Linked DNA regions of Mus musculus: region 1 is linked to region 2. Evidence: chromatin loops called from intact Hi-C (ENCODE). Cell type or tissue: left cerebral cortex. All regions are shown on one strand.

Region 1 (8,000 bases), 360 kb after region 2:
TAGGCAAACACTCTACCACAAGCCTGACTTTTGAATTATGTGGGGAAATAACCCAAACTGATAACAAGTACTGTAGTCTCCCCTCCCCCAGCCTGAAACCTGCTTGCTCAGGGGTGGAGCTTCCTGCTCATTCGTTCTGCCACGCTCACTGCTGGAACCTGCCGCTTTGCTGTTCGGAGCCACACATGTGCTCACCTTTCTACTGGACCCGAGATTATTTGGCGGGAATCGGGTCTCCTCCCCCTTCCTTCATAACTAGTGTCGCGACAATAAAATTTGAGCTTTGATCAGAATGAATTTGTCTTAGCTCCGTTTCTTCTTTCGCCCCGTCTAGATTCCTCTCTTACAGCTCCAGTAGCCATATCAGTCGAACTGTTCATGTTGCGAGCTGCTGGCGGCCGCAACAAAGTACTATTCAAAACTTCTGAATACTATCACCCAAAACTACAGTTTCATTTTGACCCTAAGTATAAATAGTATCTAAGCAAACAGTGTTTACAGCCAATATCATCTACTGTAATGAAAGTAATCAGAGTAAACCAGACTTCACATGAGTACTGGAAGATTTATACATGATACATAGGTAGGCATGATTGTTTGTTTGTTTTTGTTTTTCGAGACAGAGTTTCTTTGTGTAGCCCTGGCTGTCCTGGAACTCACTCTGTAGGCCAGGCTGGCCTTGAACTCATAAATTCGCCTGCCTCTGCCTCCCGAGTGCTGGGATTCAAGGTGTGCGCCACTACGCCCGGCTTGGTAGACATGATTCTTATAGGTATGTTTCTTTCGTATTGATTGGAGGTAGCACTACATAGTCCAGGCTGGTCTAGAACACATGTGCCACCACGCCTAGCTTAGTTTTGTAGTTTTCCTTTTAATTTGAAACTTAAAAGAAAATCATGTGTCTATATTGACACATGTGTTGTGTGTTTTGGGGAGTTGAACATGCACACATATGCTCATGTGTAAAGGTGAGATGTCAATTTCCAGTGTCTTTACTTAGGAAAAACCACCCTGGTTTTTTGAGACAGGTTCTCTCATTGACTTGGAGCTTGTATTTAGGCTAGGTTGTCTGGCCCAGAACCCCAAGGCTCCACCTGTAATCGCAGAGCTGGGAATAGAAGCACATACCATTCTGCCTAGCATTTTCATCTGGGTTCTAAGGATCAAACTTAAATCCTCATTCTTGCATGGCAAACACTATACCAACTATGCTATTTGCAGACTTTCTTTCTCTAAGGCCTTCTTAAATCCTCACAATTGCTAGCCAAGTACTCTTATCACTGAACTGTACCCTTAGTTTGTGTTTCTTCTTCTTTTTTAAAAAATTTTATTTTATCTGTATGAGTACACTGTTGCTGACTTCAGATATACCAAAAGAGGGCATCAGAACTCACTACAAATGGTTGTGAGCCACCCTGTGGTTGCTGAGAATTGAACTCAGGAGAGCAGTCAAGTGCTTTTAATCACTGAGCCATCTCTCCAGCCAGTTTGTGTTTCTTGATATTAAAAATAAAAGTGTTCCTAGTCCTTTCCCTCCAATATGTATTATCAAAATCATACTATTGCTTAATCTCTCAAGTTTCAATTATATAATTACAAATGGGGCTATAAGTCAATTTAATAAAAGTATAGCTTCAGTAGTGGCATTTACAGCTGGGCATGGTGGTGTATGCCTTTAATCCCAGCACTCAGGAGGCAGAGACAGGCAGATCTCAGGAATACACAAAGTAAATCCTGCTTCGAAAACCAAAAACAACAAAAAGGCATTTGCTTATTACTTTCAAGCTTGTGGATTAAAAACAAGCTTTCCACGAGATTTGACATTGTCAGAATACTTCTTGAAAAATAAAAGACCGTGCAAACAAAAGGTCTGGGCTGGCGAAATGGCTCAATGGGTAAAGTTGCTGCCAGGCCTGACAATCTGAGTTCAGTAGAGTTGAAGGGTCTTTCTTACAGACTAGTACTCCCGGGGCTCCCTGTTCCAGTCAGATAGGACTTCGTTTTGGTCTACAAATAAACCAAGATCATTCGTATTAAGAAATAAAACTCTCGGCGAAATTTAATCTTCAAATTAAGTAAAATGGGGAGGGGTTTAGCGTCTTCGTTTAAAGAGTTCTTAAAGTTTTACCTGAGTCCTATAATTTTATTTGCTAAACCTTTCAACCCTACAAAGACAAGGTCTTCCAAGCTCTTTACTACTTAAACCACTAACAGCTTTCGAAAACATGTCTGTACTTTTTCTATCATTTACTATGCTGTGTAGCTTTGACTCAGTCTTCCTGGGTTCCAAGGCGGATAGGAAACCTACCTCAAAACCTAACAACAACAAAAGCGCGAGGCTCAAGTACATTATGCATCTTGTGTTTTGTATCCTCAGAGCTCACAAGCTGGTGGAAGAAGCCGGCGGGCGGCTCGGAGCTCCTTAGCTACCACAAGCTCCACACTTGTCGTGCTTAGCTTCACTCGACCCGCCACACCTCGAAAGACCAGGGAACAGGTCCGCCAACTGTGCAGAGCGGACGTTGCAATCCTGGGGAGGAGGCCGGCGCCTACACACAGCCATAACCGGAGCAACTGGAAATGACAGAAAGCCTAGTGTTTCCCGGAGGCACCGCCCAGTCACTTCCGGTTCCGTAAGCCTATTGTTCCCGCCCTCAGCCTACACTTTCAACAAAACTTCGGGTTCTGGTAGCTCCCTCGGGCACTCTTATATTTCCTTCACTCTTCGCCTTTTACCCATGTTGAATAAAAACACCAAGGCGCTCGAAACTCGAGACCGGCGGTCAAGACAAGAAGGAGCTGGCAAGTGGCCTTGGCGAAAGTGCGAGTCGGGAACACCGCGCGCTTGATGCTCACACCCCGGCTTCTGCTTGCCGCCGACCGGAAGTCCACGGTCTGAATGGGTCTTGTACCCGGCCACGGCCGCTCCTCCCGGTGGACTTGACAGCGGGCGACTCTGGATCTCTGATCTCGTCGGCTGCCAGGTTCATGTGGAGGCTCCCGGGCCGCAGCGCGCTTCGTGGGGTCCGGTCGGTGGTGGAGCGGCGCAGCCGGGCCGAGGCAGGGACTCACGAGGCGGTGCGCGCCATGGAGCGCGCGGTGGTGCGCTGTGTGCCCTCGGAGCCCAAGCTCAGCCTGTCTTTCGCGTTGGCCGACGGCAGCCACAAAAACATGCAGAGGGACCAGAGCGAGCCTCTGGGCCGGGCCCTCAGCCGGATCGCTACCAACGCCCTCAAGGGACACGCAAAGGTAGCGGCCGCCAAGAAGAGCAGGAAGAACCGAGCCCACTCGAGCGGTGGCGCGGCCTGTGAGGCTACAGGGCCTGAGCCGGTTGCGACCTGCGAGCCGGTGGTGAAGCTGTACTACCGGGAGGAGGCGGTGGCCGAGGATGTGCTCAATGTGGACGCCTGGCAGGACGGAGCGGTGCTGCAGATCGGCGACGTCAAGTACAAGGTGGAGCGCAACCCGCCCACCTTCACGGAGCTGCAGTTGCCGCGCTACATCATGGCTGGCTTCCCTGTGTGCCCCAAACTCGGCGTGGAATTTGGGGATCCCGCCAGCTCCGTGTTCCGCTGGTACAAGGAAGTCAAACCCGGGGCGGCAGAACCTGGGGACAGCGGCCCCGCGTCCTCGTCTCACTCTTCGCAGCCTTCAGCTTGGATCGAGACCGGTGTGGACGAGCGCGTCTACACCCCGTGCAATGCAGACATCGGGCTCCGGCTCCGGCTTCACTGTACACCGGGCAATGGGCAGCGCTTCGGGCCAAGCCGGGAGCTAGAAAGCCTGTGCCCGGTGGAGGCCGGGCCTGGCACCTGCACTTTTGACCATCGACATCTGTACACCAAGAAGGTGACGGAGGACTCTTTCATCCGCACTGTCTCCTACAACATCCTGGCAGACACGTACGCCCAGACTGAGTTCTCTCGGACGGTCTTGTACCCGTACTGTGCCCCCTACGCCCTGGAGCTTGACTACCGCCAGAATCTCATACAGAAGGAGCTCACAGGCTACAACGCAGACCTCATCTGTTTGCAGGAGGTGGACCGCGCGGTGTTCTCCGACAGCTTGGTACCGGCCCTGGAGGCCTTCGGGCTGGAGGGCGTGTTCCGAATCAAGCAGCACGAAGGCCTGGCCACTTTCTACCGGAAGTCCAAGTTCAGGCTCCTTAGTCAACATGACATCTCTTTTCAAGAAGCCCTCAAGTCGGACCCACTGCACAAAGAATTACTAGAGAAGCTGGCTTTGAACCCATTAGCACAGGAGAAGGTCCTCCAGAGGTCATCTGTCCTTCAGGTCAAGTAGCTCTGCTTGTTTTCTTCATACTCGCCCAGGATTAGGGGTTGCCGGAGTATAGGGGGTTGGGTATTAGTACTCGTCATTGGAAATACGCATTTCTTTAAAGTGTTTTTGCTCCAGCATCTTGAAAGTGTAGCCTGTTCCTTAATTCAGCACATTTTAACCTCTCCTAGTGTGCCTATCCTGCCGCAGGTTGCCTTCAACAAGATGAATAGAGACATTCCTTAGTGTTTACAATCCAGGTAGACATAGTAACTTGTCACGTACCGTTTTAAGAGCACTTTAAAGCACTCCCAAGTCTAAGTCCCTCCTGTTTTAAGATGTTTCGTCTCTATTGTTAACTAGTGTGTAAGAAAAAGTAATTGGCTTATCTGTTTTTACAGATACTATCCTTTTTTAATAAATGAGAAAATGTTCCTAATGTCCTTATGCTAGTTGAAAGAAGTATGAAGGGCTGGAGAGATGGCTCAGTGGTTAAGAGCACTCACTGCTCTTCCAGAGGTCCTGAGTTCAATTCCCAGCAACCACATGGTGGCTCACAACCATCTGTAATGGGATCTGATGCCCTCTTCTGGTGTGTCTGAAGACAGCAACAGTGTACTCACATATATTAAATAAATAGATAGATAGATAGATAGATAGATAGATAGAATGGGATCTGATGCCCTCTTCTGGTGTGTCTGAAGACAGCAACAGTGTACTCACATATATTAAATAGATAGATAGATAGATAGATAGATAGAAAGAAGTATGAAGCCAGGATTCATAGCCACTTGACAATGTTAGCATTATTGTTCAGGGTGTGAACGTAGCTTTAATCTGTGGGTTTGTGTTTTGTTTTATTTTATTTTGTTTCCTTTGTTGAATTTTGTTGATATTTTTGAGATGAGGTCTCACTGTGTATCGGTGGATGTCCTGAACTGGATATGTAGGCCAGTCTAGCATGAACCACTGAGAGTCACCTGCCTCTTAAGTGCTGGGATTAAAGTTGTGTGCTACTAAGCTCATCGTCTTTAAGGGCATTTTCAGAGTTTTTTATGTAATGGGTTTTGTTCTGAGTAAAGGAATGTCTACCCATTTTCAAGCACCACTGTGTTCTGTGCACTCTTATGTAAGTTCATTTAATTGAATACACACATCTATGAGGGAGGTGATATGGTTTCTTTACCTTACTCCGAGGCACAGTGCTGTAAATGCTAGACTGTTCAAACAGATCTGACTCCAGGACAAGTAAGTGCTTTCACACTTGAAAACAGTTTAATCTTTTTTTTTTCTTTTTTTTTGGTTTTTCGAGACAGGGTCACTCGGTAGACCAGGCTGGCCTCGAACTCAGAAATCCACCTGCCTCTGCCTCCCAAGTGCTGAGATCAAAGGTGTGCGCCACCACTGCCTGGCAGAAACAGTTCAATCTTAAATTTATCAACTACAATGTATTTTTTCATAATGGTGTATATTGGATGGTTACTAAAATGTTATATTTACTCATGTTACATACCTTAAAACTTGTAGTGTCAGATTTAAAACTTGGTGTCTTAGTTTTCAAGAGATTGTGGAATGAAATAGCTCAGCCTGAGAGTCAGGTATTATGGCACCTGCTTTAATCCCAGAACTTTGGAGGAAGAGGCAGATGACTTTTATGAGTTCCAAGGCCAGGCTAGTTTACATAGTGAGTTCTAGGACAGCCAGGAGTATACAGTGAGAAACTGCCTCAAACAACCAACACCAAAACCAAAAATACTTTCAGGAGATCGGCAGACACCAACTGAACATTGATGTTTCCTATTACAGATTTCAGTTCTTCAGTCTACAACAGACTCTTCCAAAAAGATATGTGTTGCTAATACCCATCTCTACTGGCACCCAAAAGGTAGGTTTTCTTTAGCTTTACAATGACTTAAACATTGAGACTCAATGTTATTAAAGCTGTACGCACACACACACACACACACACACACACACACACACACACACACAGGCTAAATATAAAGGTGAAATAATAGCCTGTAGAATCTGAGTGACATTCAAGATAAGAGTTTGATAGGGCTCGGGTTGTGGTACACACATGTAATCAGCTCTGAGGATGCTGTGGCAGGAGGATTTCAAGTTCTAGGCCAACGTGGATTTCAAAACTCTTATCAAAAAATCAAAAGTAAGGTGTGTGTGTTGAATGTAATTCAGGTACCATGATTTGTGGGTGCAATGTGCTCTCAGGGTGGGAGGTGCTTTAAAAAATACTTAGCACTAATTTTGTTTGTTTGTTTGTTTGTTTGTTTGTAGGTGGATACATTCGTCTCATTCAAATGGAAGTAGCCTTGGTTCATATTAGACATGTCTCACGTGATCTCTATCCTGGCATACCAGTTATATTTTGTGGAGACTTTAATAGTACACCATCAACAGGCATGTATCATTTTGTCATCAGTGGCAGCATTGCAGAGGATCATGAAGACTGGGCTTCCAATGGGGAAGAGGAGAGATGCAGCATGCCTCTCTCACACTGTTTCAAACTGAAGAGTGCTTGTGGTGAACCTGCCTACACAAATTATGTCGGTGGCTTTCACGGATGTCTAGATTACATTTTCATTGACTTAAATACTTTAGAGGTTGAACAGGTGATTCCATTACCTAGTCATGAAGAAGTTACCACCCACCAGGCCTTACCTAGTGTTTCTCATCCTTCTGATCACATAGCACTTGTATGTGACTTAAAATGGAAATAGATTTTACTTCACTAACTCTGAAAGGAAGCTAGGAACTGTCCAAAAAAATGTAATATGAAACAAAGCCCATATATCAACCTTCAGTGAGGCAACACCAGACTCAATGGTCATTCCCTACTGGTTATGTTCCAGACGGCTTTGTTACAGAACTAATTCATCTTTGCATCATATAATATCGTTATCCTCCTTTTTAAAATTCCCTACATTTAGAGGAAAACATATTTATGACTAGCAAGAAGAAAATTGAATTATTGTGTACATTTTATAAGTTTTTTTAAGCTGGTAATTACGACTTTTAAGTACTATTTGAATAATCTCAATTTTTCTTTCACAGCACATTTTACATTGAATTATGTTAATATAATTGGGGAAGGAGGGGACATGTAGGTAAAACGTGAGAGACTTCAGAGACACATGGAATACATTAGTCTGTCACTACCTCAATTTGGTTAGAATTTATTATAATTTTGGAGCTTTAACAAAAGATTAAAATGTACCATTACCAATTCTTATAGCTTCTTCGTTTTTCAGTTAGCAAGGTATTTTCCTTCCTGCGTTGTTTTCAGTGTACAAACGACGGTTCAAACGCGTCTACTTTGTCTTCTTACTTGCACTTGAGCTCATTTTAATAGTAGGATACAAGCACAAAAGAGTATTCAAAGGGACGGGGACTTGACTTGATCCCTTGCCTTTGCTCTTACTCATAAAATATAAGCACACAGGGAAAAGGGGAAGCAGGCATGGTGCTTTATAGCTGTAATCCTAGTGCTCAGGTACGTGAGGCAGGACTGCGTCGAGGTCAGTTCTGGTCTGGGTTACACAGTTCAAGGCCAGCTTGGGCTACATACATAGGAAAAAAGGGGACAATGGGTTTTTGTCAATATCTGAAATAAACTTTTTATAGATGTAAGCATTATAGCTTGAGGAACAGAATAGTGCCACATAATTTATATAAAAAATTTGAAGATGAAGCCAACATTTGAA
Region 2 (8,000 bases):
GCTTCCAACTTTGTTCACTACTTCCAAACTGCTCTCCATAAAATCTAGCCGTCTGTGTACAGGCCACTCTCCTAGTCTGTACCTGCAAAATTATGCGTGTGTCGTCGTGAGGCCAGTGATGAGAGCAGTATGCAGGGCCAGAGACCGACCGGATTTCTCTTTCTAAAAAGGTAGCAATACTTCAAGTTCATTTCAAATAAAATCCTTCACAAAACAATTTTAAGCTCATAGAAGTAGTACAGAAATCGTTCACAGAGTACCAAAAATAATTTTCATTCAAATTCTCCAAAGATTTACCCCTATGTAACCAGAGTACAATTGTTGAAGCCAGAACCTTAATGCAATATATGACATAGTTATCCACAGATTTTAGAGCGTCATCATTGTTCCGGCTGTTTCAGTAAAAAAGAAAGTAAAAAAAATCTAGAGTAAGCAGAGCAGTGGTGGTGATCCCAATACGTGGAGGCAGAACCAGGCAGGTCTCTGTGAGCTTGAGGCTAGCCTGGTTTACAGAGCAAGTTCCAGGACTGCCAGGGCTACACAGAGAAACACTGTCTAGAAAACAAACCAAAAGCTGGACGTGGTGGTGCACGCCTTTAATCTCAGCACTCGGGAGCCAGAGGCAGGAGGATTTCTGAGTTCAAGGCCAGCCTGGTCTACAGAGTGAGTTCCAGGACAGCCAAGGCTACACAGAGAAACCCTGTCTCAAAAAACCAAAACAAAAAACAAAAAACAACAAAAAAAAATCACCACCACCAACAGAGAAAGATCAAGTTTAATGAGGAAAGACACCAGACATTGATCTTTGGTTTACAAAAGAGCATCTGCACACACAAGCACATATGCACACACCAGACATTACCTATCTATCTATCTATCTATCTATCTATCTATCTATCTATCTATCTATCTATCTATCTATCTGCCTATCTATCTGTTTATCTATGAAAACATAAAAAGTATAGTATTGAATGAATTCCAGTATACTTCATACCCAGTTTTCCCTATAAGATCCCCACCTCCAGTGCTGGGTATGAAGCTCCGGGCTGCCTGGTAGAGATAAGCTACGAAACCTCTAAGAATGAACCCCGTGTTTCATCCTGGCCTCTATTGTTGATATTGCTATGACATATTTGCTCTGTTGTTTTGTTTATTTGTTGTGTTTGGTTTTTCAGTGCCGAAAAGATGGAACCCAGGGCCTCAAACATTAGGCTAGATATGTATTCTACCGAACCCCATAGGTCCTAGAATTGATGAATTCATGTGCTTTCAAACACCTGCCCCCCTCGTGTGTGTGTGTGTGTGTGTGTGTGTGTGTGTGTAGATCAGAGGCAAACCCTCTGGAGTCAGTTCTTCCATCCATCACGAATGTCCATCACAAAGGATGGAGGGCACATTTACTCACTAAACTGTCTCCCCCGTGCCAGCTTTCCAAGTTTTTAAGTGAGGCTACTTTCTGTTTCACAATCAAGACTCCACAGTACATTTAGTTATCTGACTTTATTAGGCTGCTCCTTGTTGTGACTGTTTCTCAGACTTTCTGTTTGGCGACCTTAAGGGTTTTTTGAAGAGTGCACATTAGATGTTTTGAGGACTAGCCTCAAAGCGCATTGTCTAAAGTGGGCTGAAGGTTTCCAACCGGGGACCAGAGCATTGAAATGCACGCCCAGTCCAGAATACCACCTTGTGTTCAATCACCATCTCTTCAGACTTCTCCGATTTATCCATGTCTTTCAGTCTTTGTATTTTCCCTGCCTAGCTCTTGAATAAACCATTTCTCCAAGAATCTATGACTCCTGTATTGAGTCTCACACTTATACACTATGTTCTAGCTGTATGCCTTGCTACTAGAAATCTCACCACTCCTAGGCCTTCTCAGGGTATATTACAGGATATATATTTATGTCTGTTAATGTATGCATATATGTATTTATTTACATGTACATAATTTATCTACTTCTCTTTGCATGTATATATGTACCTCGAGTTCCTTAAATAATCTGAATTCTAATCTAATACCACAGGTTCATTGTAGCCTTTCATTCTATCTCATCATTTTTTTCTTGCCATAAGGAGATATTTGTCTTTTATAATTCACAACACAGTCTACCAGCACCATAACATATCTGGGGGTTTACAGAGCAATGTATTAAGCCAAATCAGACATCCTCAAATCATTGCATCTAATTAGGAAGTCATTTCCCAGGAAGGCAAGCTCAATGGGGAGTGCCCAGGGAATTCCCTGGTGTTATGACATATCTCCATGAGGCAGATGACCTAACTGAAACTTGGAGAGGTTTACTGCAAATGCACTATAATGTTTCAAAGACTGTGCCATAGATACAGTGTGTCTTTGGAATTAGGGATTGTTACTGGTGCCGGTTTCCCTCGAATCACTCTGCCAATCAGTAAGTGGAAGCAGTTTCTCCCCATCACACCTATTAACTCTCTGAAATCATTTTTGCTTTTCTTTCCTTCTCTCTTTCTTTCTTTCTTTCAAGATTTATTTATTTTATATGTGTGAGTACACTGTCACTGTTGCTGTCTTCAGACACACCAGAAGAGGGCATCAGATCCTATAAGAGACGGTTATGAGCCACCATGTGGTTGCTGGGAATTGAACTCAGGACCTGTGGAAGAGCAGTCAGTGCTGAGCCATCTCTCCAGCCCCGTTTTTGCTTTACTTTCCAGTAAATTTGAAATCTGCTGGCCTAGAGATCTTAATCTCAAAGGGAGTCTAGTGATGACTCCATTGGATTGAAAGGTCAGGCTGTCACAAGGCCATTTTGCCACTGAAAGGCATTTCTTTCTTGGCTGGAGTGACTGATCCCTAATTCAAAGGGGAATTTAGTGTTTCTCACAGCAGGGGCAAAGATCATGATCTCTGGAATTAGGGACTCTTGGGTACAGCACTCAATATTTCCATGACCGCTGAAAATGTTAATAGAAACTTAGCAACCAAAAATGGCAGAGCCAAGGCTGGATACACGGCTTAGCCATTAAGAGCACTGATTGTTCTTCCAGAGGATCAGGTTTAACCGCCAACATCTACAAGGTAGCTCACAACTGTCTCTAACTCCAGTTCCAGGGGATCCAGTGCCCTCTTCTGGCAGGTTTGGGAACTGCAGGTATGTGGTACACAGCCGTACATATAGACAAAACACCTATAGCTTAACATTATGTATGTATGTATGTATGTATGTATGTATGTGACCAAGCCCACTCAGTCAGTCAACAGGTTTTCCAGCTCAGGAGTGAGGATTAAAAAGAAGAAAGATAGTTAGACAACATTGTAGCATGACCCCAGTCAACTCTGAGACTGAAGGCAAATTTAATTTTCCCAATCCATGTTTTATACCTTTTTAATTACATGCACGTATTCAGGGCAAGTAGTACAAAGAGGGCTCAAGCAAGACAATAGTCAAGGAACAAGCAAGCCAATAAACACAAAGCCCCATGATCACTCCGGTGATCACTGTTTCTAAGGATGATCAAGATATCTGAGCCTACTTCTTTGTTCTACTCTAAAACCAGATTCTTACTGCCTTGTCCTTGGCCAATGTCAGGTCCCTGTCTGGACTTACTTCTTTGTCATGGCCTAATGTCAGATTCCTGCCAAGCGGTACCCCAAAAGGTTCTCCATATGTATGTATGTGTGTATGTGTGTATGTTTGTGTGTGTGTGTGTGTGTGTGTGTGTGTATGTATGTGTATTGAAAAGCAGGACTACTGGGTATTCAGAGTTTGGGGAATTGAGGTTTGAGTCTGTTCATCAATTAAAGAGTTCCAACCAGGTTCCAACCATGGGGACACATCTTTTAATCCTAGCACTTGGGAGGCAGAGGCAGGCAGATTTCTGAGTTTGGGGCCAGCCTGGTCTACAGAGTGAGTTCCAGAACAGCCAGGGCTACACAGAGAAACCCTGTCTCGAAAAACAAAACAAAACAAAAATTTAGTCCTTTGTGGGTAGGGTTGGGGGAGGGGTTGAAACAGGGTCTTAATGTAGCTCACACTGGCCTTGAACTCACTACGTAGCTGCCTTGAACTCCTGATGCTTCCTTTATCTCTGAGATGCTGGGATTCCAGATTTGCATCTCCGTGCCTGGCTTTAGTTTAGATTTTAAATAACCGGTGGGACAGTGACTAATTAATATAGCTAGCAATACATACAATTGCTGTTGGGACTGCTTGTTTGTTTTGGAAAGAGCTTCTCGCAAAAGATGAGGGCATCTTCATTCCTGCAATGGCTGTGTCCTATTAGGTGGAGTCATAGACCTTCGGACGTGTGAGAGGAACACACGGAAGGCGAGTACTCTAAGGGAAGTGCTTATACTAGTTATCAGTTTGTTGCCTCTTAGGTTCAAAATTCACCCATCATTAACCGTTAGGCAAAACTGAATGAAGCTGGTCTCCCGTTTTCCTTTGTCAGCTAGCGTTATACTGTACTTGTCAGTAGAGGGCGATAAAGAGACGCCACACGAAGAAAAGCACGCTCTTGCTGAAGCGTTCCTGCAATCTAGCGGGTCCTTCAAGGCCTCTTCTCCAGCGAGTTCTCCATCACCACTGGGTGGCTTTTCCAGCTCCTGAAGTGGAGGCTGGTTCTATAATATCCAGCTCTGCTACGTATGCAGCATTCCCCATACCAGATTTTACAAAAGCTGCCTCTTGCAATGCACAGCAGCCAGAAGTGCCAGTAGCCAGAGCCTCTCTCGTTCTCAGTGGCTCTCAAGATAGCACAGTGTCAAAGCAAGTTCTCTGTCACCCAGGGAAGCATGGCTGCCCTCCCCAGATCCAGGTTTCTGCTCTGGCAGAGGGGATCTACTTTGGGTTGTTTTTCTCAGCCCTAAGCAGTAGCTGTTGCTTTTCTTGTTTTCTTTTGAGAGGAAGAGGGCTTTAAGACTCAAAATCTTCCTGCTTTATTTTCCTAACTGCAGGGCTTACAGTTGTATCCTGCAACCTTCCTTTTTGTTTGTTAGTTAGTTAGCTAGTTAGTTAGTTTGTTTGATTTTTTCAAGACAGGGTTTCTCTGTGTAGCCCTGGCTGTCCTGGAACTCACTCTGTAGACCAGGTTGGTCTCCAACTCAGAAATTCTCCTGCCTCTGCCTCCCAAGTGCTGGGATTAAAGGCGTACACCGCCACTGCCGGACTACAACCTTCTTTAAAAATATATTCTAATCTTTTTTTCTGAGAATTTCAATTATATACCCTTAAGGGTTCCCTCTATTTATTACTTACCAGTTCCTCCTTTTTCTTATTTCTTATTTTAGTCATTAGTTCCTTGTATTATTTTTTTCCTGTTTAAATCATGTGGCTTCTGTCTACTAATTGGACCCAGACTAGTCTGTACCTGAGATAATTCCAGAATTGCTCAGTGGCTCCCCAGTGAGAGCTCTGGGGAGAAATAAACCTGAGTTAGGAAGGTGTAAGAAAGACTTCAGTACCCTGGAGCCCCCATTCGCTTTGAGATCGTGCATACAGCACACTCCACCTCCCTTGTTGTAACACACGCAGCAGCCTAGTTCCTTCTCCCTGTGTGCACATACCCCTCTCCAAACAACTCACTTAGCATCTTCAGAAGCCCCTTAAAATCTCACCTATGTCAGAGATACACTTCCTCCCATCTCTGAACAGTGTATGAGTTCCCCCGTCACTTACAACGATCAAAGTAAGGCAGCTTCTATTCAAGCATATCCCTAATATCCAAATATAAAGAATGTAAGGGCTAAGCCGGCCTGACCTGATTTTGAGTGCTTAGGCAGTGAGCAAAACTGCGCTCTGTAGTAGAGAGAATCCCCCATTTCCCACCCTAACACACATAATTGGGCATGCATATGATTACAATTAAAGGTATTATGGGAAGGGCTGAACACATAACCCAGACTATCAACTGAAATAGAGAAGCCTAGAAACCATCCCTCATTCTCTTGAGCCACCTAAAAAGAAGGCTGGAACAATAACACAGCCCTGGATACTCCTGCTCACGGGGCTCCACGTCTGTCTTGATTGTATATCTTTCCTTGACCTATATTATCTCTTTGCTCCAAATAAAATTATCTTGCCTTTTTTTGCAAATCTATGTGAGCCCTCACTTCTAGTTCTTTAGCTAAGAGGCCAAAAGCCTGGAAACACCCAACCCAGACGCTACCACTGGTGACAAATTTAGCTACACTACCACAACAGTCCTGCTCCATCTTTGGCGATGTTTTAGCTTCCCATGAGCATATGCTAAAGACATGCTTTATCACTGAGCCACACCTACCCTCAAGCCTCTTTTAAGAGAATGTTATCCGTGCTGGGTGGTGGTGGCAAACGCCTTTAATCCCAACACTTGTGAGGCAGAGGCAGAAGGATTTCTGAGTTCGAGGCCAGCCAGGGCTACACGAGAAACCCTGTTTCAAAAAGAGAGAGAGAGAGAGAGAGAGAGAGAGAGAGAGAAGGTTATTCCACTCATGAGGGCTCACCCTCAGGAACTAATGTTCCCAAAGGCCCACCCACTCTTGTCACTGTTTCCTTGTCAATTAGGGGTTTGACATAATGAAAGACTCCGAGAGGAGCCCCTCGCTCAGGCCTCAGGACAATAGCAGACACCCAAGAACTCACGACAGACCGAGCTTGTTGCAAACCACATGAGGCTTTATTTGGGGAAAGCCAGAGCTCTGGGGACGACTCATATCCCACGCAGGGGTAGAGGAGTCGTCCTCGAGGGGAAAGAGTTCCCAGTTTTTATAGGCCCTCAGGGGGGAAAGGAGAAGGGGGAGATTAGGGGATTTCCCAGATCTAAACAATGTCTGTTCTCAAGAAATGAGTATGGGAGGGGTACAAGGAAAGAGTCTAATGAAGGTGCAGCAATGGGCACACACCTGGTCAGAACTTTGGCAGACACACAGGTTCAAGGAGTGGCCAGAGCATTGTGCACCTCTATTTTTCTAAATCAGTGAAGCTAGTTCTGCTAACACTGACGTCTATCTTGCCAATTTCAGGGCTTCTGTGTCCTTTTACATTCTGCCAGGATCTTTCAATACAAATCTGGGTGAGGGCTAACAGATATTAGGTCTATACAGTAACATTATTGCTATTAGTGTGAAAAATAAAAGAAACAATCTTGATGTCTGAAAGGAGGAAAGAAAGAAAGAAAGAAAGAAAGAAAGAAAGAAAGAAAGAAAGAAAGAAAGAAAGAAAGAAAGGAGAGAAAGAGAGAAAGAGAGAAAGAGGGAGAGAAGGAAAGGCCATGACTGTTACTAGGCATGGCGGAGGAGAAAGTTTACTATAGATGTGTGGAAGAGCATAGCCAGAGGCAGTTACATCTGGGAGAGTCCAGAGTGATCCCGACCCTGCCTGAACCATGTAGGAGAGGAGTGGGGGAGGGAGAGAGGGGAACCAAGTACAGCAGCCCAGAGGTCAGAGATACAAAAGGGGCGGGCAGCCAAATGTCTGGGTTATATATGGAAGAGCCTCTGTTGAAGGGCAGGTCATGTGCCACCCCCCCAAGTCCCCAACAGAAGGGACTGAGGGATGCTGGGAAAACCTGGAGGCCAGATCTACTCTGATATGTTAAATAGGCACCATGGCTGCTAGACCCCGGTATGACACTTGACAATGTCCATCATCAGAGACATTGCTGAGAGAACAGTGTGGAGAAGCTAACCAGGTAAAGACACAAATTGGGCTGCTTCCATAAGGCAGTGTGACAAGGACAATGGCAACAGCCTTTCCCCAGCATAAAATGTAAGACTTTGAAGTCCACATGGTTGTCATGTTGTCTGCTAATAAAACCAAACCGGTGTGAGTGAAGCTGCCCACGGCTACCTACTACCCACAGTTCATCACTGCACCTCTAGGACCCTGCTTCCCCGACCCACAGTCCACCACTGCCCCTCGAGAACGATGCTTCTCCGATGCACACGGTCAGCTTCCTCTCTGATTTCTGAGTCACAGTATGTCCTACTTGAGAACGACAGCTGATGGAGAACAGACCTCAGGTGTTTGGGGACCTCAGCTTTG

Evidence for each region. A loop is a pair of places that touch in the nucleus more often than their neighbours do. Peaks named below come from ENCODE experiments on the same cell type or tissue, not always from the same donor. Only the 100,000 strongest peaks of a DNase experiment are listed, where the experiment ranks them.
Region 1: a loop joins it to region 2, with 2.4 times the contacts of the local background. A loop is called at or near these places in 7 of 42 quality-filtered maps.

Annotation. Positions count from the first base shown.
Region 1 is chr14:26,664,541-26,672,540 of GRCm38, reverse strand. It overlaps Pde12 (phosphodiesterase 12), which reads left to right and starts at 2,695. Exons shown (of 3, transcript NM_178668.3): 1 at 2,695-4,293; 2 at 6,085-6,163; 3 at 6,574-8,000. The coding sequence starts at 2,989. The coding sequence ends at 7,016. Mir7672 (microRNA 7672) reads left to right here and starts at 2,933; the gene lies at 2,933-2,994. In left cerebral cortex, CTCF peaks have their summits at 1,416 (motif pointing right), 3,106, 3,307 and 4,891 (motif pointing left); DNase peaks (open chromatin) are centred at 2,822, 3,416, 3,972, 5,408 and 1 more place; H3K4me3 peaks cover 3,776 bases; H3K27ac peaks cover 1,614 bases.
Region 2 is chr14:27,026,433-27,034,432 of GRCm38, reverse strand. No RefSeq gene overlaps it. Among named protein-coding and RNA genes, the nearest start is that of Il17rd, 8.6 kb to the left of the region's middle. In left cerebral cortex, CTCF peaks have their summits at 3,101 (motif pointing left) and 4,466 (motif pointing right); DNase peaks (open chromatin) are centred at 3,101 and 4,493.